Regions from separate parts of the Homo sapiens genome. Here region 1 is linked to region 2. A link is an interaction called in ENCODE POLR2A ChIA-PET data of the cell type or tissue named here. Cell type or tissue: HepG2. All regions are shown on one strand. Links, peaks and the distances in the headings refer to the core of each region. The heading gives the core; the rest is flanking DNA. Region 1 overlaps USHBP1 (USH1 protein network component harmonin binding protein 1). Region 2 overlaps KLF2-DT (KLF2 divergent transcript).

Evidence for each region. Peaks named below come from ENCODE experiments on the same cell type or tissue, not always from the same donor. Only the 100,000 strongest peaks of a DNase experiment are listed, where the experiment ranks them.
Region 1: POLR2A ChIA-PET joins it to region 2 with 5 read pairs; 2 of 35 experiments call an interaction of 5 or more read pairs at or near these places.

Annotation. Positions count from the first base shown.
Region 1 is chr19:17,248,114-17,257,663 of GRCh38, reverse strand. USHBP1 (USH1 protein network component harmonin binding protein 1) reads left to right here. Exons shown (of 13, transcript NM_031941.4): 9 at 944-1,193; 10 at 2,058-2,279; 11 at 5,647-5,753; 12 at 5,960-6,082; 13 at 7,250-8,493. The coding sequence ends at 7,439. Among named protein-coding and RNA genes, the nearest start is that of NR2F6, 7.0 kb to the right of the region's middle. RefSeq lists enhancers at 7,964-8,912, 8,913-9,550. In HepG2, for the core only: no CTCF peak of the experiment used is centred there; a DNase peak (open chromatin) is centred at 2,283.
Region 2 is chr19:16,266,869-16,283,400 of GRCh38, reverse strand. It overlaps KLF2-DT (KLF2 divergent transcript), which reads left to right. Exons shown (of 2, transcript NR_186323.1): 2 at 1-42. Among named protein-coding and RNA genes, the nearest start is that of KLF2-DT, 50 kb to the left of the region's middle. RefSeq lists a silencer at 8,727-8,927. In HepG2, for the core only: no CTCF peak of the experiment used is centred there; no DNase peak of the experiment used is centred there; H3K27me3 peaks cover 574 bases.

The DNA.
Region 1 (9,550 bases), core at 1-5,000, 980 kb before region 2:
TTTTTTTTTTTTTTTTTTTTTGAGACAGAGTTTCACTTTTGTCGCCCAGGCTAGAGTCCAATGGTCCGATCTCGGCTCACTGCAACCTCTGCCTCCCGGGTTCAAGGGATTCTCCTGCCTCAGCCTCCCGAGTAGCTGGGATTACAGGCTCCCACTACCACACCCGGCTAATTTTGAATTTTTAGTAGAGACGGGGTTTCTCCATATTGGTCAGGCTGGTCTCGAACTCCTGACCTCAGGTGATCCACTTGCCTCGGCCTCCCAAAGTGCTGGGATTACAGGCGTTAGGCACTGCGCCCGGCCGCAGCTAATTTTTTATGAAGACGGATTCTCGGCCAGGCGCGGTGGCTCACGCCTGTAATCCCAGCACTTTGGGAGGCCGAGGTGGGCAGATCACAAGGTCAGGAGATCGAGACCATCCTGGCTAACACGGTGAAACCTCGTCTCTACTAAAAATCCAAAAAAAAAAAAAAAAATTAGCCGGGCGTGGTGGCAAGCGCCTGTAGTCCTACCTTCTTGGGAGGCTGAGACAGGAGAATGGCGTGAACCCGAGAGGTGGAGCTTGCAGTGAGCCGAGGTTATGCCACTGCACTCCAGCCTGGGCGACAGAGCAAGACTGCGTCTCAAAAAAAAAAAAAAAAAAGACGGATTCTCACTCTGTTGCCTATGCTGGTCTCAAACTTCTGGCTTCAAGCAATCCTCCCACCTCAGCCTCCCAAAGTGCTGGGGTTACAGGCATGCATCACCGCACCTGGCCACCATGTGGTCTTGATGGAAGGTGGTGCCTAGTGGGGTATGTTGGTGTGACAGGGACCACCAAAGATGGCATAGATTCCATCGTGGCCAGTGAGATGGAAGGTGATGGACCCTACCAGGATTGGCATGAACTTAACCCACCTATGCCTGCCAGTGTTGACATAGGCACCTTTTCTGTTTTCTATAGCCCTGAAGGCAGCAGTGTGGATAAGCCCACCCCACAGGAAGTGGCTTTCCAGCTCCGAAGCTATGTCCAGCGTCTCCAGGAGCGCCGTTCTCTAATGAAGATTCTCTCAGAGCCTGGCCCCACCTTGGCACCCATGCCCACTGTGCCCCGTGCAGAAGCCATGGTGCAGGCCATTCTGGGGACCCAGGCTGGCCCAGCTCTTCCCCGACTGGAGAAGACACAAATTCAGCAGGACCTGGTGGCCGCAAGGGTACAAATGGGCTGTGGCCACTGTGTCAGTCTTTCTTGGTGGGACAAAATCCTTTACTGAGGTCGGGGGACCAAGGAGCAAAGGAGAATTCTGCTGGGCTGAGTGCAGGCATTGTGAAGGGAGAATTGGAGCTGGGGTTTTGAGGGATTAATAGGAGTTTGTTTTCTGGGGTTCAGTTTCTCATTAGACTACAAATCTGGCTCTCCAAAATGCCCTTCCTATGGGAAGAGATGGGAGCAAAGAACACAATCTTGGGTTTGTAGCTTGGCATGAAAAACTTGAGGTTCTGGAGTTAGAGAAACTCCAGAAGCTTTGACAGAACTAATACTTGACCTATGTAAGCTACTTGCCCCTCTAGGAAATGCCATTTCTACAGCTGTAGCTTTTATGGGAGGAAGATATTTCCACCTCACAAGAACATGGTGAATGGTGAAGGTCCTAGTTTGTTTGTTTGTTTGTTTGTTTTTTGAGACGGAGTCTTGCTCTCACCCAGGCTGGAGTGCTGTGGCGCTATCTTGGCTCACTGCAGCCTCTGCCCCACTGCCGGGTTCAAGTGATTCTCCTGCCTCAGCCTCCCAAGTAGCTGGGATTACGGGTGTGCACCACCACACCTGGCTAATTTTTGTATTTTTAATGGAGACGGGTTTTCACCATGTTGGCCAGGCTCGTCTCGAACTCCTGACCTCAGGTAATCCACCCACTTTGGCCTCCCAAAGTGCTGGGATTACAGGCATGAGCCACTGCGCCTGGCCAAAAGTCACAGTTTTTGTCTGAATAGTCCTCAGTGGGTGCCTCTTGGGGCCTCAGTTTCCCTGCAGTTGACCGTAGAAGCATAAATTCTCTCCCCTCTCCTTGGTCCCACAGGAGGCCCTGGCGGACCTGATGCTTCGGCTGCAGCTGGTGCGGCGTGAGAAGCGGGGCCTAGAGCTGCGGGAGGCTGCCCTCCGAGCCCTGGGTCCAGCTCACGTGCTCCTGCTGGAGCAGCTGCGGTGGGAACGGGCAGAGCTCCAGGCTGGTGGGGCAAACAGCAGTGGCGGACATAGCAGCGGAGGTGGCAGCAGCGGGGACGAGGAAGAGTGGTATCAGGTGAGCTGCCCTGCCTGAACCTGGTAGGGGAGTAGCTTACTAATGAGAACATAGCCCTTGTCAATCACAGCCTTTTTTTTTTTGTTTTTTTTGAGACGGAGTTTGGCTCTTGTTGCCCAGGCTGGAATGCAATGTTGCAATCTCGGCTCACCACAACCTCCGCCTCCCAGGTTCAAGAGATTCTCCTGTCTCAGCCTCCTGAGTAGCTGGGATTACAGACACGCACCACCACATCTAGCTATTTTTTGTATGTTTTGTAGAGATGCAGTTTTGTAGAGTTGCAGTTCACCATGTTAGCCAGGCTGCTCTCGAACTCCTGGCCTCAAATGTTTCGCCTGCCTCCACCTCCCAAAGTGCTGAGATTACAGGCATGAGTCGCCGCACCTGTCCTTAATGCAGCTCTTTAAATCATCTCTCCTACCTCCAAGCCTTTGTATATTCTGTGTCCCTGCCAGGAACACCGGTCACTTCCCTCTTTGTGTCATAAAGTCCTCGACCTCCTGTAGATCTCAGCTTAGACATCACCTCCTCAAGGAAGCCCTCCTGGAGTGACTTCAGATGCGGTTTCCTGTTATTTATTTCCCTTATCACAGTGGTCCCAGCTACTCGGGTGGCTGAGGTGGGAGGATCACTTGAACCCGGAGTTGGAGGCTTCAGCGAGCCACGATTATGTCATTTCACTCCAGCCTGGGCCACACAGCGAGACCTCATCTCTTTTTTTTTTTTTTGAGACAGAGTTTTGCTCTTGTTGCCCAGGCTGGAGTGCAATGGCCCGATCTTGGCTTACCACAACCTCCACCTCCTGGGTTCAAGTGATTCTCCTGCCTCAGCCTCCTGAGTAGCTGGGACTACAGGCACGCGCCACCACGCCCGGCTAATTTTTGTATTTTTAGTGTAGATGAGGTTTCCCCATGTTACTAAGGCTGGTCTCGAACTCTGAACCTCAGGTGATGCGCCCGCCTCAGCCTCCCAAAGTGTTGGGATTACAGGCTTGAGCCACTGCACCCGGCTTATTTATTATTATTTTTTATTTTTTTTGAGGCAGAGTGTCGCTCTGTAGCCCAGGCTGGAGTGCAGTGGTGCAATCTCGGCTCACTGCAAGCTCCGCCTCCCGGGTTCACGCCATTCTCCTGCCTCCGCCTGCCGAGTAGCTGGGACTACAGGCGCCCGCCACCACACCCGGCTAATTTTTTTTGTATTTTTTTAGTAGAGACGGGGTTTCATTGTGTTAGCCAAGATGGTCTCGATCTCCTGACCTTGTGATCCACCTGCCTCAGCCTCCCAAAGTGCTGGGATTACAGGCGTGAGCCACCGTGCCTGGCCAATTTTTGTATTTTTTAGTAGAGATGGGGTTTCACCATGTTGGCCAGGCTGGTGTAGAACTCCTGACCTCAGGTGATCTGCCCACCTCAGCCTCCCAAAGTACTGGGATTACAGCCATGAGCCACAGCGCCTGGCCTTTAATTTTTTTTTTCTTTTTTTTTTTTTTTGGGAAACGGATCTTGCTCTGTCACCCAGGCTGGAGTGCAGTGGTGCGATCTTGGCTCACTGCAATCTCTGCGTCCCAGGTTCAAGCGATTCTCCTGCTTTGGCTTCCCGAGTAGCTGGAATTACAGGCGTGCACCACCACACCCAGCTAATTTTTGTATTTTTAGTAGTGACAGGGTTTCACCATGTTGGCCAGGCTGCTCTCAAACTCCTGACCTCAGGCTGATCCGCCCGTCTCGGCCTCCCAAAGTGCTGGGATTACAGACGTGAGCCACCACGTCCAGCCTAATTTTTAAAAAATTATTATTGGCCAGGCACGGTGGCTCACACCTGTAATCCCAGCACTTTGGGAGGCCGAGGCGGGTGGATCATGAGGTCAGGAGTTCAAGACCAGCCTGGCCAACATGGTGAAACCCTGTCTCTACTAAAAATACAAAAAAATTAGCTGGGCATGGTGGCACGTGCCTGTAATCCCAGCTACTCCAGAGGCTGAGACAGAGAATTGCTTAAACCTGGAGGGGTGGAGGTTGCAGTGAGCCGAGATTGCGCCACTGCACTCCAGCCTGGGCGACGAGACTCCGTCTCAAAAAAAAAAAAAGAAAAAAAAATTATTACTGTCCGGGCACGATGGCTCATGCCTGTAATCCCAGCCTGTAATCTTAGCACTTTGGGAGGCCGAGTTGGGCGGATCACGAGGTCAGGAGATCGAGACCATCCTCGCTAACACGGTGAAACCCTGTCTCTACTAAAAATACAAAAAATTAGCTGGGGATGGTGGCGGGCGCCTGTAGTCCCAGCTACTCGGGAGGCTGAGGCAGGAGAATGGCGTGAACCCGGGAGGCAGAGCTGGCAGTGAGCTGAGATCACGCCAGTGCACTCTAGCCTGGGCGACAGAGCGAGACTCTTCTCAAAAAAAAAATTATTATTATTTCAAACAAGGATTAGACAGGAGGAAGGACTTCCAGTGGATCTCTAGTTTTTGTTTTTGTTTTTTTGTTGTTTTTTTTTTTGAGACAGAGTCTCACTGTGTTGCTCAGGCTAGAGTGCAGTGCTGCGATCCCAGCTTACTCCAACCTCTGCCTCCCAGCTTCAAGTGATTCTCCTGCCTCAGCCGCCCAGTTAGTTGGGACTCCAGGTGCCCGCCACCATGCCTGGCTAATTTTTTTTTTTGAGACCGTATCTTACTCTGTTGCCCAGGCTGGAGTGCAGTGGCATGATCTTGGCTCACTGCAACCTCCGCCTCCCAAGTTCAAGCGATTCTCCTGCCTTAGCCTCCCAAGTAGCTGGAATTACAGGGGTCTGCCACCATGCCAGACTAATTTTTATATTTTTAGTAGAGACAGGGTTTCACCATGTTGACCAGGCTGGTCTTGAACGCCTGACCTCAAGTGATCCACCCGTCTTGGCCTCCCAAAGTGCTGGGATTACAGGCATGAGCTACCACACCTGGCCCCTAAATTTTATTTTTAGAGATGAGGTTCGAGACCAGCCTGGCCAACATGGTGAAACTCCGTCTCTACTAAAAATACGAAAAGTAGCCGGGTCTGGTGGCATGTGTCTGTAATCCCAACTACTTGGGAGGCTGAGGCAGGAGAATCGCTTGAACCTGGGAGGCGGAGGTTGCTGTCAGCCAAGATCGTGCCACTGTACTCCAGCCTGGGTGGCAGAGTGAGACTCTGTCTCAAAAAAAATTTTTTTTAATTAAATAGGATATTTCCCTTATCAGAGTATAATTTTGCTCTTATTGGTATATCGAACCAGATGTGGGTCTCTGAGAGCACAGCAGCTGCCACTGTCTGGGCAGCTCCAATGTCCAGTGTGGGCCAAGCACGGACTTGGCCTAGGTTAATGTCACTTTCTTGTCTTCTGCCTCCCTTAGGGCCTTCCTGCTGTCCCTGGTGGCACCAGTGGCATTGATGGTGGCCAGGTGGGCAGAGCCTGGGACCCAGAGAAGTTAGCCCAGGAACTGGCAGCATCGCTCACCAGGTGTGTGCCTGGGTCCTGGGCTGTGCGGGGGGTGGGCAGGCAGCCTATGTGAGAGCCCCCGGGGGTGTCGTCTGCAGTAGAAGCTAAGGTGTACCCCGGTGTACAGGTGTGTTTACATGACAATACTGTGGGCAGGTGGGTAGGAGGAGACCTGGGAAACAGGATCGGCTGGGGCTGTGAGCCCCCTCTCTTCTCCTTCGCAACAGGACACTGGACCTGCAGGAGCAGCTGCAGTCTCTGCGCAGGGAGCTGGAACAGGTGGCTCAGAAGGGGCGAGCCAGACGGTCTCAGAGTGCCGAGCTGAACAGGGATTTATGCAAAGCCCACAGGTAGGACTGTTCTGCATCCCCCCAATCCCCCTGGCACCATCCCCCACCAGGATATCAGAAGTATCCCTGGCTGTCTCTGGGCCTTAGCATTCCCCACTGCCCCAAGATAGGCAGTAACGGTCAGGTGTGGTGGCTCACACCTGTAATCCCAGCATGTTGGGAGGCTGAGGCCAGCAGATCACTTGAGGTCAGGAGTTTGAGACCAGCCTGGCCAACGTGGTGAAACCCCATCTCTACTAAAAATACAAAAATTAGCTAGGCGTCTTTGCACGTGCCTGTAATTCCAGCTACTTGAGAGACAGGAGAATTGCTTAAACCCAGGAGGTGGAGGTTGTGGTGAGCAGAGATCACACCACTGCACTCCAGCTTGGGTGACAGAGCAAGACTCTGTCTAAAAAAAAAAAAAAAAAAACAACAGGCTGGGCCAGGCGCAGTGGCTCACGCCTGAAATCCCAGCACTTTGGGAGGCCAAGGTGGGCAGATCACCTGAGGTCGGGAGTTCGAGACCAGCCTGACCAACATGGAGAAACCCCATCTCTACTAAAAATACAAAATTAGCCAGGCGTGGTGGCGCATGCCTGTGATCCCAGCTACTCGGTAGGCTGAGGCAGGAGAATCGCTTGAACCCGGGAGGCAGAGGTTGCAGTGAGCCGAGATTGTGCCATTGCACTCCAGCCTGGGCAACAAGAGCGAAACCCCATCTCAAAAAACAACAACAAGAAAAAACAGGCTGGGCATGGTGGCTCACGCCTGTAATCCCAGCACTTTGGGAGGCTGAGGCAGGCGGATCACCTGAGGTCAGGAGTTCAAGACCAGTCTGGGCAACATGGTCAAACCCTGTCTCTATTAAAAAATACAAAAAAATTAGCTGGGCGTGGTGGTGGGCGCCTGTAATCCCAGCTACTTGGGAGGCTAAGGCAGGAGAATCACTTGAACCCTCGAGGCAGAGGTTGTAGTGAGGGGAGATCTTACCATTGCACTCCAGCCTGGGTGACAAGCGCGAAATTCTGTCTCAAACAACAACAACAACAACAACAAAAGACCAGCTAGCTGGGACCCTTGGAGACCCAATGTGAAAGAGCCCCCATTCTGGGAGTGGGAGTACACGGCCCTTGCCTTGGGTGGACTCGGGGGCTGTTTCCTGACCCAGCCACCCACCCCTTCCAGCGCCCTGGTCCTGGCCTTCCGAGGAGCCCACCGGAAGCAGGAAGAGCAACGCCGGAAGTTGGAGCAGCAGATGGCACTCATGGAGGCTCAGCAGGCCGAGGAGGTGGCGGTGCTCGAAGCCACTGCAAGGGCCCTGGGGAAGCCCAGGCCTCCCCTCCCGCCTCCCCAGCTTGGGGACACCTTTCTGTAGGCCCCTTACCCAGCCATGTCTGGACATGCCAGACAGCTGTGGCATGTCATAAACTGTCCTGGAGTGACATCATGTCATGTTGCATGATTTGGCATGTTGGGGCACATTTGGCGTGAGGGAAGCTGGTGCACATGGGTGTCCAGGGCCTGATGGGGTGTGGCCAGGCAATGAAGAAAGACTCAGGTGTCTTTGGCCTGGCACCAAGTGGAATGTGAACTTCATATCAGTGGGGTCAGGCCAGAAGCAACCTGGGCTATGGGACCAGGTCCCTGGGACTGACGCATTTCGGGGGTCCGTGAGGTTGCATAGCCACAGCTGAAGTTCCAACTGGCCTGTCTCCCGAAGCCCAGGGAGGGATTCATGGGGACTGGACAGAGCTTCTCCTGGCAGCCCCTTCCCAGGGAGATGCTGGGTTTGGCTGGCAGATTTTCCTGAAGGGGGCCGGGCTCAGTGGTGCACATCTGTAATCCCAGCATTTTGGGAGGCCAAGGTGGGTAGATCACTTGAGCCCAGGAGTTCAAGACCAGCCTGGGCAACATGGCAAAACCCCATTTCTACAAAAAAATACAAAAATTAGCCAGGCGTGGTGGCATGTGCCTATAAAGATATTTAGGAGGCTAAAGTGGGAGGGTAACTTGAGCTTGGGAAGTGGAGGTTGCAGTGAGCTGAGATCACGCCACTGCACTCCAGTCTGGGTCACAGAGTAAGACCTTGTCTCAAAAAAAAAAACAGGCCAGGCGTGGTGACTCATGCCTGTAATCCCAGCACTTTGGGAGGCTGAGGCGGGGAGGATCACCTGAGGTCAGGAGCTTGAGACCAGCTTGGCCAACATGGTGAAACCCCCGTCTCTACTAAAAATACAAAAATTGGCTGGGTGTTGTGGCACATGCCTGTAATCCCGGCTACTCGGGAGACTGAGGCAGGATAATTGCTTGAACCTGAGAGGCGGGGGTTGCAGTGAACCGAGATCGCGCCAACAACAAGATCGTGCCCGGGCAATAAGAGCAAAACTCTGTCTCTAAATAAATAAATAAAACACAAAACAAAACAAAAAGGAGGGAGACTGAAGCTGGAATGGTTCAGATTCAGGGTGTGGATGACGAGTTGCTACTAACTCAAAGCTAAGGTCAAGGGTTTCTGGACTCCATGTGGTCGAGCTTGCCTGTAATCCCAGTATCTCAGGAGGCCGAGGGAGGAGGACTGCTTGAGCCCAGGGGTTTAAGACCAGCCTAGGCAAAATAGGAGAGTCTGTCTCAAAAATAAATAAATAAAATAAGGTAAAGGGTTTCTGGGTGGGGGACAGGCATAGCAAAGGTAATAGTCTGGGACTCAGGGGGCGTTGTACTTCAAGAGAAACTCAGAATGAATGCCAATGGTGGCCAGTTCCAGCTTTCTCCTGGGGGCCCAGGAGCTGTGGGACGTGTCAGGTTAATAGCAGGCAATGAATTAGCATGTCATTTGCATAAGTCACATCTCCCTGCCCCTCCACACCAGGACTGGCTGAGTCTGGGAAAGGGGAGCTTGGAACGACCCAGCCAAGCTTGGATTAGTGGCCAGCTGTCCCCCTTCAGGGTGGCAGCTGAAACCCGAGACAGGGATTAGAAAGACTTTCATTCCCAGCCTTGGGGGCAGGTGCTCCAGGCCTCACCTGTGCAGGTGTGTTCACCGCCTCTCCCAGGGCAGGACCACGTCAGCCTGAGGTCAGCGCCAGTCAGCGGCCTGGACTTGAATCCAGTCAACCTGACCCCAGAAACAGAACAAGAAGTATGGTGGCGAGCACAGTCCCCTCCAGCGAGGGCTGGGGCTAGTCACCTTCCGACCCACACGCTGTCCCTGGACTTGGGCCAACTTTGAAGAAAGCAGGGAAATGGAGGCAGACCACCTTGCTCGTGTTGGGGTGGGGCAGAGAAGCTGAATTTCTTCCCTGTACCCTGCCGAGCCCCAGAGTCTAAGACCTGAGTTCCTGGTCCCACCAGGTTGCCTGTGGAGGGGCAAAGGGAGCCAAGGTCACATGTGGGAGGACGGAGACAGGTTCCCAGGCTGCCCCAGCAGGATCTGGCCATTCCCACGGGTGCCCCCTCAGCAGATGGGCCTAGGCCCCTTTGTCCCTG
Region 2 (16,532 bases), core at 6,256-11,255:
AATACTTGTTTATTTTTATTAAAGTGCAATTCACATGAAATTAACCATTTTTAAAGTAGTGGCATTTTATACATGCAGTGTTGTGCAACCGCCACCTCTACTTAGTTCCAGAATATTTTCATCACCTTAAAGGGATACCCTGTCCCCATTACCAGTCACTTCCCATTTCTCCACCCCCAGTCCCTGGCAAACACCAATCTGTTTTCTGGCCCTATGGATTTGCCTCTGTGGGCATCTCACATAGATAGGATTGTACAATATGTGGCCTTTTATGTCTGGTTTCTTTTACTCTAGGTAATATTTTCTTTTTTTTTTTAATTTCTTTTTTCTTTTCTTTCTTTTTTTTTTTTTTTGAGACAGAGTTTCACTCTTCTTGCCTAGGCTGCAGTGCAATGGCACGATCTCGGCTCACTGCAGCCTTGACCTCTGGGGTTCAAGCGATCCTCCTGCCTCAGCCCTGCACCATGTGCCACCATGCCCAACTAATTTTCCTATTTTTAGTACAGACAGGGTTTCACCATGTTGGCCAGGCTGATCTGGAACTCCTGACCTCAGGTGATCCACCTGCCTCGGCCTCCCAAAGTGCTGGGATTACAGGCATAAGCCACCGCACCCGGCCCAACTTCCAGTTTCTTCTTTCTGCCCACTCCCTCTCCACGTGGCTCATCAAAGTGTGGAGTTTGTTTCATGGTGGTTACAGCACAACCCCTCCCCATCCACCTGTGCATCCACTCATTCGTTCCTTTAAACATTTATTCAATCAATCCTTCCCCATCCCTGGGGCGCCTGGCACTTGGCCTGCTGCTGCCACCTAGACCCCAGGCTCATCGTCGCTAGAGCAACCCCACCTCCCTTCCTGGAGCAGGTGCGTCCTCACCCAGATTTGCCTTATTAGCAAATCCCCTGTGATTCTGGGTTCCACCCGGCCCTCGGTCTGGGTCTCACACACTTTTGGTCCAAGTGCCAACCTGTTTGGGTTGCTCTGTGATTAGCAGATGATGACCCCAAGGTCCCATCTAGCCCACCACCTGTGTTTCGGCTTTCAAGCTCGGAATGTTTTATTTATCTTTTAAAACTGTGATAAAATATACATAACAGACAGGGCACAGTGGCTCACACCTGCAATTCCAGCACTTTGGGAGGCTGAGACGAGCGGATCATTTGAGGCCAGGAGTTCAAGACCAGCCTGGACAACACGATGAAACTCTGTTTCTACTAAAAATACAAAAATTAGCTGGGTGTGGTGGCAGGTGTCTGTAATCCCAGCTACTCGGGAGGTTGAGGCAGTAGTATCACTTGAAGCCGGGAGGCAGAGTTGCAGTGAGCTGAGATTGCGCCACTGCACTCCAGCCTGGGTGACAAAGACTCAGACTCAAAAAAAAAAGTATATATATACACACACACACATACACACACACACACACACATACACACACACATACACACACACATATATACACAGATACACACACAAACACACACACACATATATATATGTATACACATAACAGAAAATTGACCATTTTAACCATTTAAAAAAATAGATGGCGTCTCTCTTTGTCATCTAGGCTGGAGTGCAGTGGCACAATCATAGTTCACTACAGCCTCAACCTCCTGGGCCCAAGCCACCCTCCTGCCTCAGCCTCCCGAGTAGCTGGGACCACAGGTGTGCACCACCATGACTGCCTAATTCTTTTTCTTTTCATAGAGATGGGGTCTCCCTATGTTGCCTGGGCTGGCCTTTTTACATTTTATAAAATTTGGGAGAATATTAAAAGAAAAATATTTTGTGACATGTGAAAGCTCTAGGAAATTCAAATTTTGGTGTCCATAAATAAAGTTAATGGCACATGCCTGTGCCCATTTGTCACATCTCATCTTAAGGCTGCTTTGGGGACACAAAGGCAGAGTTCAGTGGTTGCAACACAGACCTTATGGCTTGCAAAGCCCGCTCTTTGCAGGAACACTTTGCCCAGCCTGCAATTCCTCCTCGTTTCACCAGCCCCCTCCAACTCTGCCGAGCCACCTTCATCTTGCCCGGGGAATCAACCCGAGCCATCTACTTTCTCCCCTGGCCCAACAGCTCATTCTCCACCCGTCAGCCAGAGGGACCTTCTGAAACATCACGGGATCGAGGGAGAGGCCTCAGGATATGGCCTCTGGGACATCACCTTCTGTCACTCCTTTCCCTCGGCCCCAGCCCAGGGGCCTATTGTCACTGTTCCTCAGACCCACTGGGTCTTTCTGGACTCACATGTGTGTGTCCACTGAACCCCCACGCTGGGCCTGCAAACTTTACTCGGGGTGGCACGTTCAGATCCCAGCTCAGATGTCACAACTGCAGAGAGGCCACCCTTGGAAGATGCTTCTCTTAGTTCAAGATTTCTGAGCCACATGTCAGTAGGGATACATGCCTCCCTCCCCACTGCACCCATCCATGACAACCAAAAATATCCCAGACATTGTGAGAACCAGGGCAGTACTCACCTTGTTTTTATAAAAGCAGCTTAATATTTAATAAATTAATTAATTTAATTAATATTAATAATTTTATTTTTTGAGACGGAGTTTTGCTCTTGTTGCCCAGGCTGGAGTGCAATAGTGCAATCTCAGCTTACTGCAACCTCCGTCTCCCCGGTTCAAGCCATTCTCTTGCCTCAGCCTCCAGAGTAGCTGGGATTACAGGCATGCGCCACCACGTCCAGCTAATTTTGTATTTTTAGTAGAGACAGGGTTTCACTACGTTGGTCAGGCTGGTTTCGATCTCCTGACCTCAAGTGATCCATCCGTCTCCACTTCCCAAAGTGCTGGGATTACAGGCATGAGCCACAGTGCCTGGCCTTGAAGATGGGTGATTTGTAAAGAAACAAAATGTATTTGTTAATTTCTGGAAGCAGGGAAGTCCAAGGTCAAGGGACAGTTCTGGTGAGAGTCTTCCTCCTGGTGGGGACTTTCTGGAGAGGAGTCTGGGCATGCTAACTTGCTATCTCAGATCTTTCTTCTTCTTTCAACTCTTTCTTTCTTAATTTTTTTTTTTCAGAGACAGAGTCTCACTATGTTGCCCAGGCTGGTCTTGAACTCCTGGGCTCAAGGGATCCACTCGCTTTGGCTTCCCAAAGTGCTGGGATTACAGGCATGAGCCACCGAGCCTGGCCCCAGTCATAACATAATCTAATCATAATCTAATCTAATCATGATTTTAAAGGTCTCACTTCTCAATGCTGCCACATTGAGGATTAAGTCTCTCTTTTCTTTCTTCCTTCCCTTCTTTCTCTTTCTTTCTTTCTCTTTCTTTTTCTTTCTTTCTCTCTGTCTTTCTCTTTCTTTCTTTCTCTCTTTCTTTCTCTTTCTTTCTCTCTTTCTTTCTTTCTGATGGAGTCTCGCTCTGTCGCCAGGCTGGAGTGCAGTGGCGCGATCTCGGCTCACTACAACCTCCGTCTCCTGGGTTCAAGCGATTTTCCTGCCTCATCCTCTGAGTAGCTAGGATTACAGGCACCTGCCACCACACCCAGCTAATTTTTGTATTTTTAGTAGAGACGGGATTTCACCACATTGGCCAGGCTGGTCTCGATCTCCTGACCTGGTGTTCTGTCCACCTTGGCCTCCCAAAGTGCTGGGATTACAGGCATGAGCCATCGTGCCCAGCATTTTTTTTTCTTTTTTTTTTGAGGCAGAGTCTCTCTCCGTTCCCCAGGCTCGAGTGCCGTGGCATGAGCCTGGCTCACTGCAATTTCTGCCTCCCGGGTTCAAGTGATTCTCCTGCCTCAGCCTCCTGAGTAGCTGGGATTATAGGCACACGCTACCATGCCCGGCTAATTTTTTGTGTTTTTTAGTAGAGATGGGGATCTCACCATGTTGCCCAGGCTGATCTCAAACTCCTGAGCTCAGATGATTTGCCTGCCTCGGCCTCCCAAAGTGCTGGGATTACAGGCATGAGTCACCGTGCCCAGCCCTCCTTGACTTTTGGAGTGGACAAACATTCAAACAGTAGCAGCGTGTAACATTGACTCATATACAAATCACATCAAATCAAATTACAAAGTCACCAACCATGAGTCATCTGGATACATGGGAAATACAGTATTGGGTGCTGTAACTTCCTATCCTCAGCACCACTGACATTCGGGGCTGGATTATTCTCTTTGTGGGGCCATCCTGCGCCCAGTAGGCTGCAGAGCAGCATCCCTGGCCTCCACCCACCAGATGCCAGTAACATCCCCTCCCCAGATTTTCTACAACAACCAAAAATGTCTCCAGACATTGCCTGGTGTCAGCAGTTAAAATTACCCCCCAGTTGACCAATCTCACTTGCCTATTTTTGATGGGAGGTAGAGGAGGGAGCAGAGGCCGGGTGCAGCACTTTGGGTGCCTGTAATCCCAGTACTTTGGGAGGCCAAGGTGGGCGGATCACCTGAGGTTAGGAGTTCAAGGCCAACCTGGCCAACATGGTGAAACCCTGTCTCTACTGAAAATACAAAAATTACCTGGATGTGGTGGTTCACGCCTGTAATCCCAGCACTTTGGGAGGCCGAGGCAGGCAATCATGAGGTCAGGAGATCAAGACCATCCTGGCTAACATGGTGAAACCCCGTGTCTACTAAACACACACACACACACACACACACACACACAAACAAAATTAGCTGGGCATAGTGGTGCGCACATGTAGTCCCAGCTACTCAGGAGGCTGAGGCAGGAGAATCACTTGAACCCGGGAAGTAGGTAGAGGTTGCAGTGAGCCAAGATTGCGCCGTTGCACTCCAGCCTGAGTGATAGAGTGAAACTCCATCTCAAAAAAAATAGTAATTAAAAAAAGTAAAAAATAAAGGCTGGGCGCGGTGGCTCACGCCTGTAATCCCAGCACTTTGGGAGGCCGAGGCGGGTGGATCACGAGGTCAGGAGATCAAGACCATCCTGGCTAACATGGTGAAACCTCGACTCTACTAAAGAATACAAAAAATTAGCCATGCATAGTGGCGGGCGCCTGTAGTCCCAGCTACTCGAGAGGCTGAGGCAGGAGAGTGGCATGAACCCGGGAGGCAGAGCTTGCAGTGAGCCAAGATTGTGCCACTGCACTCCAGCCTGGGCGACAGAGCGAGCCTCCATAAAAAAAAAAAAAAAGGAGCAGACATCCCCCTCCACACAAGAATAGACAAAACCCTGAGTGTGCCCAGGTGCAGAAGCTCACTCCTGCCATCTCACCACTTTGGCAGGCCGAGTTGGGAGGACTGCTTTAACCAAGGAGTTGGAGACCAGCCTGGGCAACATATTGAGACCCTGTCTCTATGAAAATATTAAAAATAAATTAGCCAGGTGGGCTGGGCATGATGGCTCACGCCTGTAATCCCAGCACTTTGGGAGGCCGAGGTGGGCAGATCACGAGGTCAAGAGTTTGAGACCAGCCTGGCCAACACGGTGAAACCCCGTCTCTACTAAGAATACAAAAATTAGCCAGGCGTGGTGGCAGGCGCCTGTAATCCCAGCCACTAGGGAGGCTGAGGCAGGATAATTGCTTGAGCCCGGGAGGCGGAGGTTGCAGTGAGCAGAGATCATGCCACTGCACTCCAGCCTGGGCGACAGAGCAAAGACTCTGTCTCAAAAAAATAAAATGAAATGAAATGAAATAAAAAACAAATTAGCCAGGTGTGGCAGCATGAACCTGTGTTCCCAGCTACTTGGGACGCTGAGGTGGGAGGATCACTTGAGCCCGGGAGATGGAGGCTTCAGTGAGCCATGAATCAGCACCACTGCACTCCAGCCTGGGTGACAAAGTGAGACCCTGTTTCAAAACAGAGAAACAAAGAAACCCTGATGGAGGCTGTCTCCAGGATGTCATTTCATACCCAGCATTGAACAGATTTTTCACCGCCCTCCCGTGAGGTGTGAATTACTCACCCCCGTTAGCAGATGGGTAAACTGAGGCTTGGTGAGGGAAGCCAGCCATCTGTCCCTCCGTTCTCTGCCCCCCATATTCCTGCCAAGGCTTTCCCCGAGCAGCAAAAATTACAGACCTGAGATCCCAAAATAGCTCCCAGGCAGGGACTGAACACAGAGGCCTGTGGTTCAGCCTCCAGAGAGGCAGGGATAAAATCAGAGATTCAAATCCAGTTGCCTGTAGATCGTAAACTTCAAAGAAGGCAGAGTGGTCTGTTCCCTGATGATGGGGGCATGAATGTGCTTCCCCACCGCATGGGGAAACTGCCACTAACATCTGATGGCGAAAGTCCAGATGAGCCCCTGACAGGGGACCAGTGAACCCCTGGGCTGTCCTACTGGGTGAGACAGAAAAAGGCCCCTGGAGACTTCTCCGGGAGCCCCAGAACCCTTGAAATGGCACTAAGGTGCAGCTCATTTCTAGGATGTGGCTCAGAGGCCATCTCCTCCAGGAAGTCTCTGGGAATGCATCTCATCTGCCCTCACATGGTCCCCTCTTCTGGCTCAGAAAAGGGTCTAAGCCATCCCTGGCCCTGCTGGCTCCGTGTCACCTGGCCCGATCAGACATTGGGCTTACTTGCAGATGTTTTTTTGAAAGAAAAAAGGAAAAGACATGGCAGTGAGGGAGCCCTGAGACAGAATGGAGGCTGGGGCCAGCGGGGCTCTGCAGATAAGAGATTTAAGGGAGTCATTTCTAGCTCCTCCTGCACATTGGGGTCCCTGCTCTGGGAAGATTTTAAGACATATAATCCCATCGCCTGAATCATAAGAGCACATTTGGCCGGGCGCAGTGGCTCACACCCGTAATCCCAGCACTTTGAGGGGCCGAGGCAGGAGGATTTCTTGAGGCTAGGAGTTTGAGACCAAACTGGGCAACACAGTGAGACCCCCTTTCTTTACAAAGAAATACATATTTTTTAAATTAGCAGGGCATGGTGGTGCACACCTGTAGTTCAGCTACTTGGGAGGCTGAGGCAGAAGGATCACTTGAGCCCAGGACCTGGAGACTAAGGTGAGCTATGTTTGTGTCACTGCACTCCATCCTGGGTGACACAGCAAGACTGTCTCTAAAAAAAAAAAGAGAGAGAGAGAGAGAGAGACTGGGCATGGTGGCTCCTGCCTGTAATCCCAGCACTTTGGGAGGCTGAGGTGGGTGGTCAGGAGCTTAAGACCAGCCTGGCCAACATGGTGAAACCCCGTCTCTACTAAAAATAAAAAAATTAGCCAGGCGTGGTGGCAGGCAGCTGTAATCCCAGCTACTCGGGAGACTGAGGCAGGAGAATCACTTGAACCCAGGAGGTGGAGTTTGCAGTGAGCCCAGATTGTGCCACTGCACTCCAGCCTGGGTGACAGAATGAGACTCCATCTCAAAAAAAAAAAAAAAAAAAAAAAAAGAAAGAAAGAAAGAAAGAAAGAAAGAAAAAGAAAAAGAAAAAAATAAGACTACAGTTAACATCCCCAGTAACTGGACAAGCCAATGTCAGGTGCCTCCCGATACGACGCACCAGGGAAGATCCACTATTGCTTCTGTGGATCCTGCCCCAAATTCACACCCTCTACCTGGTCACAGGGAACCATCAGGCCAGCACCCTGGGATATGTTCCACAAAACAACTGACTTCAACTCCACCAAAATGTCCATGTCGTGAAAGGCTGGGAAAGACTGCAGCATGGTTCCTGATGAAAGGTAGTGAACGAAACAGAAGCCCCAGGGGCAATGTGTGAGTCTGGATCGGATCCTAAGTGAAAAAGGAAAAAGTGGCCATAAAGGTTGTTACTGGGGAAGCTGGGGAAATTTGACTATAGTGAGCTGGGTGGCAGATGGCGGTGGTCTTCCTGAGGCCCAGCCTCAGTATCCCCATTCTGCCTACAGATGGCAGATTCAGATCTGAGAATGCTAAATTGTTGCTTTAAGCCCACCAGCTGGTCACTGGCAGGCCAGGGAGGATTTAGACCCAGAGCCTCTGTTCTTACCACTCCCCAAGTTACATGCCGTTTTTGTTTTGTTTTGTTTTCTTTTCTTTTTTTTTGAGATGGAGTATCGCTCTGTTGCCCAGGCTGGAGTGCAGTGGTACAATCTCGGCTTACTGCAACCTCTGCCTCCCAGGTTCAAGCGATTCTTCTGCCTCAGCCTCCCGAGTAGCTGGGACTACAGGCACCTGCCACGATGCCCGGCTAATTTTTGCATTTTTAGTAGAGACGGGGTTTCATCATGTTGGCCAGGCTGGTCTCAAACTCCTGACCTTGTGATCCTCCCACCTCGGCCTCCCAAAGTGCTGGGATGACAGTCATGAGCCACCGTGCCTGGCTTTTTTTTTTTTTAAGAAATTCATACAATATAAAATTACCCATTTTAAAGTCAGCAGGCTGTGCACAGTGGCTCACGCCTGTAATCCCAGCACTTTAGAATCTGCCCCGAGGCAGGCAGATCACCTGAGGTCAGGAGTTCGAGACCAGCCTGGCCAATGTGGTGAAACCCTGTCTCTACTAAAAATACAAAAAATTAGCCGGGTGTGGTGGCGGGTGCCTGTAATCTCAGCTACTCGGGAGGCTGAGGCAGGAGAATCACTTGAACCTGGGAGGCAGAGGTTGCAGTGAGCCGAGACTGCATCATTGCACTCCAGCCTAGGCGACAAGAGCAAGACTCTGTCCCAAAAAATAAAATAAAAATAAAAACAAAAATAAATAAAGTGAGTAATTCAGAGGTATTTAGTACACTCAGAATATTGTGTAACCACCACCTCTATCTAATTCCAAAATACTTTCATCCCTGCCAAAAGCAGGCCTTGTCCCCATCAGCAATCACTCCCCACTCCCCCACAGCCGGTGGCAACCATGCTTCCTCTTCTTCCTCTTTCTGTCTCTGTGGATTTGCCTGTTCTGGGCATTTCATATCAATGGAATCTCACACTACGCGGCCTTGGTGTCTGGCTTCTCTCATTTGGCGTTATGTTTTCGAGCTCATCCTCCTTGTAGAATGGATCAGTGCTTCTTTCCTTTCTATATCTGATTAAGTACATTACTTTTTTTGTTTGTTTTTGGGACAGAGTCTCACTCTGTCTCCAGGCTGGAGTGCAGTGGCAAAATCTTGGCTCACTGCAACCTCTGCCTCCCAGGTTCAAGCGATTCTCCTGCCTCAGCCTCCTGAGTAGCTGGGACTACAGGCGAGCGCCACCACGCCCGGCTGATTTTTGTATTTTTAGTAGAGGTGGGGTTTCACCCTGTTGGCAAGGATGGTCTTGACTTCTTGACCTCGTGATCCACCCACCTCTGCCTCACAAACTGCTGGGATTACAGGCGTGAGCCACCGCGCCTGGCCAAGTACATTACTTTTTAAAAATCAAGGCTTTAGGCTGGGTGCGGTGGCTCACGCCTGTAATCCTAGCACTTTGGGAGGCTGAGGCAGGAGGATGCCTTGAGGTCAGGAGTTGGAGACCAGCCTGGGCAAACACAGCAAGACCCCCATCTCGACAAAAAATAAAAAATAAAATTAGCCAAATGTGGTGGTGCATGCCTGTAGTCCCAGCTACTTAGGAGGCTGAGGTAGGAGGATCACTCAAGCCCAGGAGTTGGAGGCTGTGGTGAGCCATGATCGTGCCACTGTACTCCAGCCTAAGCAACAGAGCTCTCCCTCTGTCTCTTAAAAAAAAAAAAAAATCAGGCTGGGCATGGTGGCCCACAGTGCCTGTAATCTCAGCACTTTGGAAGGCCGAGGCGGGTGGATCACCTGAGGTCAGGAGTTCGAGACCAGCCCGACCAACATGGTGAAACCCTGTCTCTACTAAAAATACAAAAAATTAGCCAGGAGTGGTGGTGGGCGCCTGTAATCCCAGCTACTTGGGAGGCTGGGGCAGGAGAATCGCTTGAACTTGGGAGGCGGAGGTTGCAGTGAGCTGAGATTGCGCCGTTGCACTCCAGCCTGGGTGACAATAGAGAGACTCCGTCTCAAAAAAAAAAAAAAAATTAGGGCTTTGCTTATAGAAATGCAAAATGCTATATTTGGCAAACATCAAGTGATGTTTGTTTGGTTTGTTGTTGTTTTTTTTAAATCCACTCCACAAATAGCTCCAAATTGGCTCATGCTACCAAACATCACAAGTCCCAGCGCTTTGCCACAAGCCCAGGGGCCTCCTGTGAAGGAGTCCTGGGCTCGGACAGGGCCCTGTGGGAATCACGTTTTAATTAAAAAGTCATACAATGACAGGCTCCCAAGCAGCATAGGCCTGAGCCTGGCGGGGCGAGAGCCATGCTTGACATTCCAGGCTGGCCTCCTTGGAGCCCCGGCAGCCGCAGAAGTCCCCAAGCCGAGCCAGGAATAGTTCTGCCTTTTATTTGGAAAAAGAATTACAGGGCGAGTGGCCCAGCCCCGGGTTTGCTGCTTCGAAGCCGTATTTTTGAACACGACCCTAACCACACACTTGCATTGGATAGTTCGTTCCAGGCTAAATGCTGTCAGCTGCCTAAACACTCAGCTCGCAGCTCTAAACACAGGTTCTTTTTTCTTCTTGTTTGAAGGTCTATCCGTCTATTTTTGTGCAAAAACATATTTAAAATCTTGCTGGCTCAGGAGGCCCTAGCAGCTGCCAAGGCCGCCTTCTCTCTCCTCCCCCTATGTGAATCTCAATTAGACCTGCCTTGTTCTTGTGAATTTTCCTAGGTAGGGGAGTCACCTCTTGGTTCCCCAAATTTGCCCCCAGCCCATTGAGTGTGAACCTCTAGGATTGATAGCCCCGCTGGCCATGCTGAGACAGGTGGGTTCCTAGAGGCAGAATTGGGTGTTGCTACCAGGAAAAGCAAGATGCATGATGGGAAAGAAAAGGATCCAGTGGTCACAGTGGTTAAGCCAAGATTTGAACTTGGGTCCTAGTTAGTTGAAAGCCATAAGGGTTCAAAACTACTGAGCCATTGCTGGTGGGAATGTCAAATGATGCTGTCGTTGAAGCCTGGTAGGTCCTCAAAAAGTTAAACACAGGCTGGGTGCAGTGGCTCACACCTGTAATCCTAGCACTTCAGGAGGTTGAGGCAGGAGGATTGCTTGAGCTTAGGAGTTCGAGACCAGCATGGGCAACATGGTGAAACCCTGTCTCTATGAAAAGCATAAAAAAATTAGCCAGGCGAGGTGATGCACCTGTATTCCCAGCTACTTGGGAGGCTGAGGGAGTAGGATCAGCTGAACCCAGGAGGTTGAGGCCATGGTGAGCTGTGATTGAGCCACTGCACTTCAGCCTGGGCAATAGAGTGAGACCTTGTCTCAAAAAAAAAAAAAAGTTAAACACAGAATTGCCATAAATATGGCCCAGCAATTCCACTCCTAGGTATATCCCCAGAAGAGTGGAAACAGGTGTTCAAATAAATCCCTGGACATGAATATTCATAGCAGCATTATTCACAATAGCCAAAAAGTGGGAGCAATGCAGATGTCTATTAAAGGGTGAATGGACCAGCAAAACATGGCCCATCCGTGCAAGGGAATATTATTCAGCCTTAAAAAGGAATGAAGGGCCAGCATGGTGGTTCACGCCTGTCATCCCAGCAGTTTGAGAGGCTGAGGTGGGCAGATCACCTGAGGTCAGGAGTTCGAGACCAGCCTGGCCAGCATGACGAAACCCTGTCTCTACTAAAAATAAAAAAATCAGCCAGACGTGGTGGCAGCTACCTATAATCCCAGCTACTCAGGAGGCTGAGACACAAGAATCGCTTGAACCCGGAGGTGGAAGTTGCAGTGAGCCGAGATCGTGCCACTGCAATCCAGCCCGGGTGACAGAGCGAGACGTTGTCTCAAAAAAAAAAAAAAAATAGCCGGGCACGGTGGCTCACACCTGTAATCCCAGCACTTTGGGAGGCCAAGGCGGGCAGATCACAAGGTCAGGAGTTCGAGACAAGCCTGACCAACATAGTGAAACCCTGTCTCTACTAAAAATACAAAAATTAGCCCAGCATGGCGGTATGCGCCTGTAGTCCTAGCTACTGGGGAGGCTGAGGCAGGAGAATCGCTTGAACCAGTGAGGTGGAGGTTGTGGTGAGCCGAGATCGCACCACTACACTCCAGTCTCCAGTACTCCAGCCTGGGTGAGACTGGAGTGAGACTGGGCACGACTGGAGTGAGACTGGGTGAGACTCCATCTCAAAAAAAAAAAAAAAAAAAAAGAAAGGAAAGTGGGAGGTGTCTAGATCTCTCCCCAAGCAGAGAATTTATTTGAGGTTTCAGGGTGTATTTTGAAAGCTCACAAGAAATTTTCCTTCTCTTCCTGAACGTTTTCTTGTCAGCTTTGCTATAAGACCACATGCAATCTTTCCTTTTTTGTTTTTGTTTTGTTTTGAGATAGGATCTCTACACTGCCTGGGTTGGAGTGCAGCAGCCCAATCACGGCTCACTGCAGCCTCAACTTCCTAGGCTCAAACGATCCTCACATCTCAGCCTCCCAAGTAGCTGGGACTACAGGCACGCGCCACCACGCCTGGCTAATTTCTTTTTATGTTTTGTAGAGACGAGGTCTTTCTATGTTGCCCAAGCTGGTCTCAAGCTCCTGGCCTTCTAAAGTGGTGAGATTACAGATGTGATCTTGTACCACTGCACCAGGCCTTTTTTTTCTTTTTTTAAGAGATGGGGTCTCACTCTGCTGCCCAGGCCAGATTCAAGCTCTCAGGCTCAAGTGATCCTCCTGCCTCAGCCTACTGAGTAGCTGGGACTATAGGCACACACCACCACGTCCAGCTAATTTTTGTATTTTTTGTAGAGAGGGGTTTTTGCCATGTTGCACAGGCTGGTCTGGAACTCCAGAACTCAAGCGATCCTCCTGCCTGGGCCTCCCAAAGTGCTGGGATTGCAGGCATGCACCACTGCACCTGGCCTAGGCCTTTGTTTTTTAAGAGATGTGGTCTTGGCTGGGCGCGGTGGCTCACTCCTGTAATCCCAGCACTTTGGGAGGCTGAGGTGGGTGGATAATTTGAGGTCAGGAGTTCGAGACCAGCCTGACCAACATGGTGAAACCCCGTCTCTACTAAAAATACAAAAATTGCCCAGGCATGGTAGCGTATGCCTGCAATCCCAGCTACTTGGGAGGCTGAGGCAGGAGAATCGCTTGAACCTGAGAGGTGGAGGTTGCAGTGAGCTGAGATTGTGCACTCCAGCTTGGGGGACAGAGCAGGACTCTGTCTCAAAAAAAAAAAAAAAAAAAAAAAAAAAAAGAGATGAGGTCTCCCTATGCTGCCCAGGCTGGATTCAAACTCTCAGCCTCAAGCGATCTTCTTGCCTTGGCCTCCCGAGTAGCTGGGACTACAGGTGTGTGCTGCTGCTCCCAGCTCTCCCTCTGAACCTGGCACACAATTCCCCAGACACACTTTGCTCACTATTGAACAAATTGTCCCAGCTGGGTGCAGTGGCTCACGCCTGTAATCCCAGCACTTTGGGAGGCCAAGGCGGGCAGATCACCTGAGGTCGGGAGTTCGAGAACAGCCTGACCAACATGGAGAAACCCCGTCTCTACTAAATATACAAAATTAGCTGGGCGTGGTGGTGGGTGCCTATAATCCCAGCTACTCGGGAGGCTGAGGCAGCAGAATCGCTTGAACCTTAGACAGGGAGGTGGCAGTGAGCCGAGTTACGCCATTGCACTCCAGCCTGGGCAATAAGAGCGAAACTCTGTCTCAAAACAAAACAAAACAAAACAAAACAGTCCCTGAGCCACTCCTGTGCCCCTGAGACAGGCACAGTCTCTGTCCTCATGTAGCTCTCAGGTTAGATGCAAGCAGTAGACTGGCAAACAGTCATCAATAGAGCTCTGGGACTGCTTATTGGCTGGACATGGTGGCTCACGCCTGTAATCCCAGGACTTTGGGAGGCCGAGGCATGTGGATCACCTGAGGTCAGGAGTTCAAGACCAGGCTAGCCAACATGGTGAAACCTCGTCTCTACTAAAAATACAAGAATTAGCTGGGCGTGGTGGCGGGCGCCTGTAATCCCAGCCACTTGGGATTCTCCTGAGGCAGGAGAATCACTTGAACCCGGGAGGCAGAGATTGCAGTGAGCCGAGATCACGCCACTGCATTTCAGCCTGGGCAACAGAGTAAGACTGTCTCAAAAAATAATAATAAAAATAAAAATAATAAACAAATAAATAAAGCTCTAGGTACTGAGGTTCCAGGGCAAAAAATGAATTGAGGCGAGGGGAAAAGAGGGCCCATTGGTGCATTTAGCTGGGGGAGTCAGGGAGGGTTTTTCCCAGGAGGAGAGAGAGGCCAGTGGCAACCTCCAGGAAGATTCTAGAAGGTGCCCCCAGCAGGGGGGGGGGATGGACAGTGCAAAGGCCCTGAGCCTCGCAGCCATCCTGCGAGGTTGATATTTTTAGTCCCATTGCTCAGGCGGATAAACTAAGGCTCACTTCTTGAAGGAGCTCCAGAGAGTCAATGGCTAAGCTGGGCTCCGATCCTGGCTTTTGGAGGAGGGTCCTCTCCCAGTCCTGCCTACATGGGCAGCTCACGAGGAAGCCAGGTGGGTAGGGGGATGCAGGCAAGGCGGACGAGGGAGCCGGGGAAGCCAGGCGCCAGGCAGACGGGCTGGTGGGTGGGCGGAGGAAGTGGCTTAGCAGGTAGACAGGTAGCAAAGGCGCAGAAACCCCAGTGTGGGCGGGTGGGGGGCCCAGCTCCTGTTGCCACATCTGAGGGGCAGCCCCTGGCACCTTTCCTGCTGGGAGAAGCGGAGGAGCAGCTGGGTGGTTGCGGCTCCCAGCAGGAGCTCACCTGGTCATGGCTTAGGTGACAAGGAGCTCAGTACCTACCTCCTTCAGCCGCTGCCCAAAATGCCTTCTATCCAGAGGTTCAGAGCTGCCTCCTGGGTTTCCCGGTGCTAAAGTGAAAAAGGCCTTCTTGATCTTCTTTTGTCTGTTTTGTTTTTTAACAGTTTTGTTGAGATATAATGCATCGACCACACAATTCACTCATTTAAAGTGTCCAGCTCAGCCGGGCGTGGTGGCTCATGCCTGTAATCCCAGCACTTTGGGAGGTTGAGGCGGGAGGATCCCTTGAGGCCAGGAGTTCAAGACCAGCCTGGGCAACACAGTGAGACCCCATCTCTATAAAAAAAAAAAAAAAAAAGCAAGCAAGCAAGCAAGCAAGAAAATTAGCCAGACATGGTGGTGCACCCCTGTAGTCCCAGCTACTCAGGAGGCTGAGGTGGGAGGATTGCTTGAGCCTGGAAGGTTGAGACTGCGGTGAACTGAGATTGCACCACTGCACTACAGCCTGGGTGACAAAGTGAGACCCTGTCTCAAAATAATAATAATAATAATAATAACAAAGATTCCAATTCAATGGGTTTTAGGGTATTCACAGAGTTCTGCAACCATCACCACTCCATTTGGGAACATTTTATTTTATTATTTATTTATTTATTTATTTTTGGCATGGTGTCTCTCTCTGTCGCCCAGGCTGGAGTGCATTGGTGCAATCTTGGCCCACTGCAGCCTCTGCCTCCCAGGTTCAAGCAATCCTCCTGCCTCAGCCTCCCAAGTAGCTGGGATTACAGGCATGTGCCACCATGTCCAGCTAATTTTTGTAATTTTAGTAGAGACATGGTTTAGCCATGTTGGCCAGGCTGGTCTCGAACTCCTGGCCTCAAGTGATCCACCTGCCTCGGCCTCCCAAAGTGCTGGGATTACAGGTGTGAGCCACCGTGCCCGGCCTGTTTGAGAACATTTTAATCACCTCAAAAGGAAACCCCTTCCCCTTTAGCTATCAACCTCCATCCTGTTCCCATCCCAGCCCCCAGCCTTAAGCAACTACTAATCAGCTTTCTGGCTCTACGCATTCCCTGGCATTGCCAGGCCCTCCTCCTCCCATCCAACCTGCTTGTGGCTTCTCCCCAGCGTCCCCTCCTGAATGGTGTCACTGAATCCTCACACCATCCCCATTTCACAGATGAGAAAACTGAAGCTGGGAGTAGAACCAGGATTCAAACTTCACCCTGGCTCTTAACCTCCCCACTCCCCAGCTTAAACCCTGCCAAATCCCTATTGCTCTTCAGATAAGCCCCAGCTCATTAATTAACCTGACTTTGCCAGAAGCTCTTTTTTTTTTTTTTTTTTTTTTACTTTTTTGAGACAGGGTCTGGCTCTGTCACCCAGGCTGGAGTGCAGTGGTGTGATCCTGGCTCACTGTAACCTCCACCTCTCAAGGTCAAGTGCAAACAATTCTCCCACCTCAGCCTCCCAAGTAGCTGAGACTATAGGCACGCACCCTGCCTGGCTAATTTTTTTTTTTTCTTTGTAGAGATGGGGTTTCGCCATGTTGGCCAGGCTGGTCTTGAACTTCTGGACTCAAGCGATCCTCCCACCTCAGCCTCCCAAAGTGCTGGGATTATAGGCATGAGCCCCTGCCCCCAGCCTGTCACAAGGTTCTTATCTCCAAACCTCTGCCCATGCAGGTTCTTCCACCTGCAATGCCTACCCCATCTTCTGCAACTAACCCTCCCTCGCTCCCTTCCAGCATCCCTTCCTCCAGGAAGTCTTCCCAGAAGCCCCTCGACCCAGCCCTGCTTCCCCCCTCCCCAATGCCCTGACCCCTGGGCTGCAAGACCGGGATACATCAAATGGAGAATCTCTG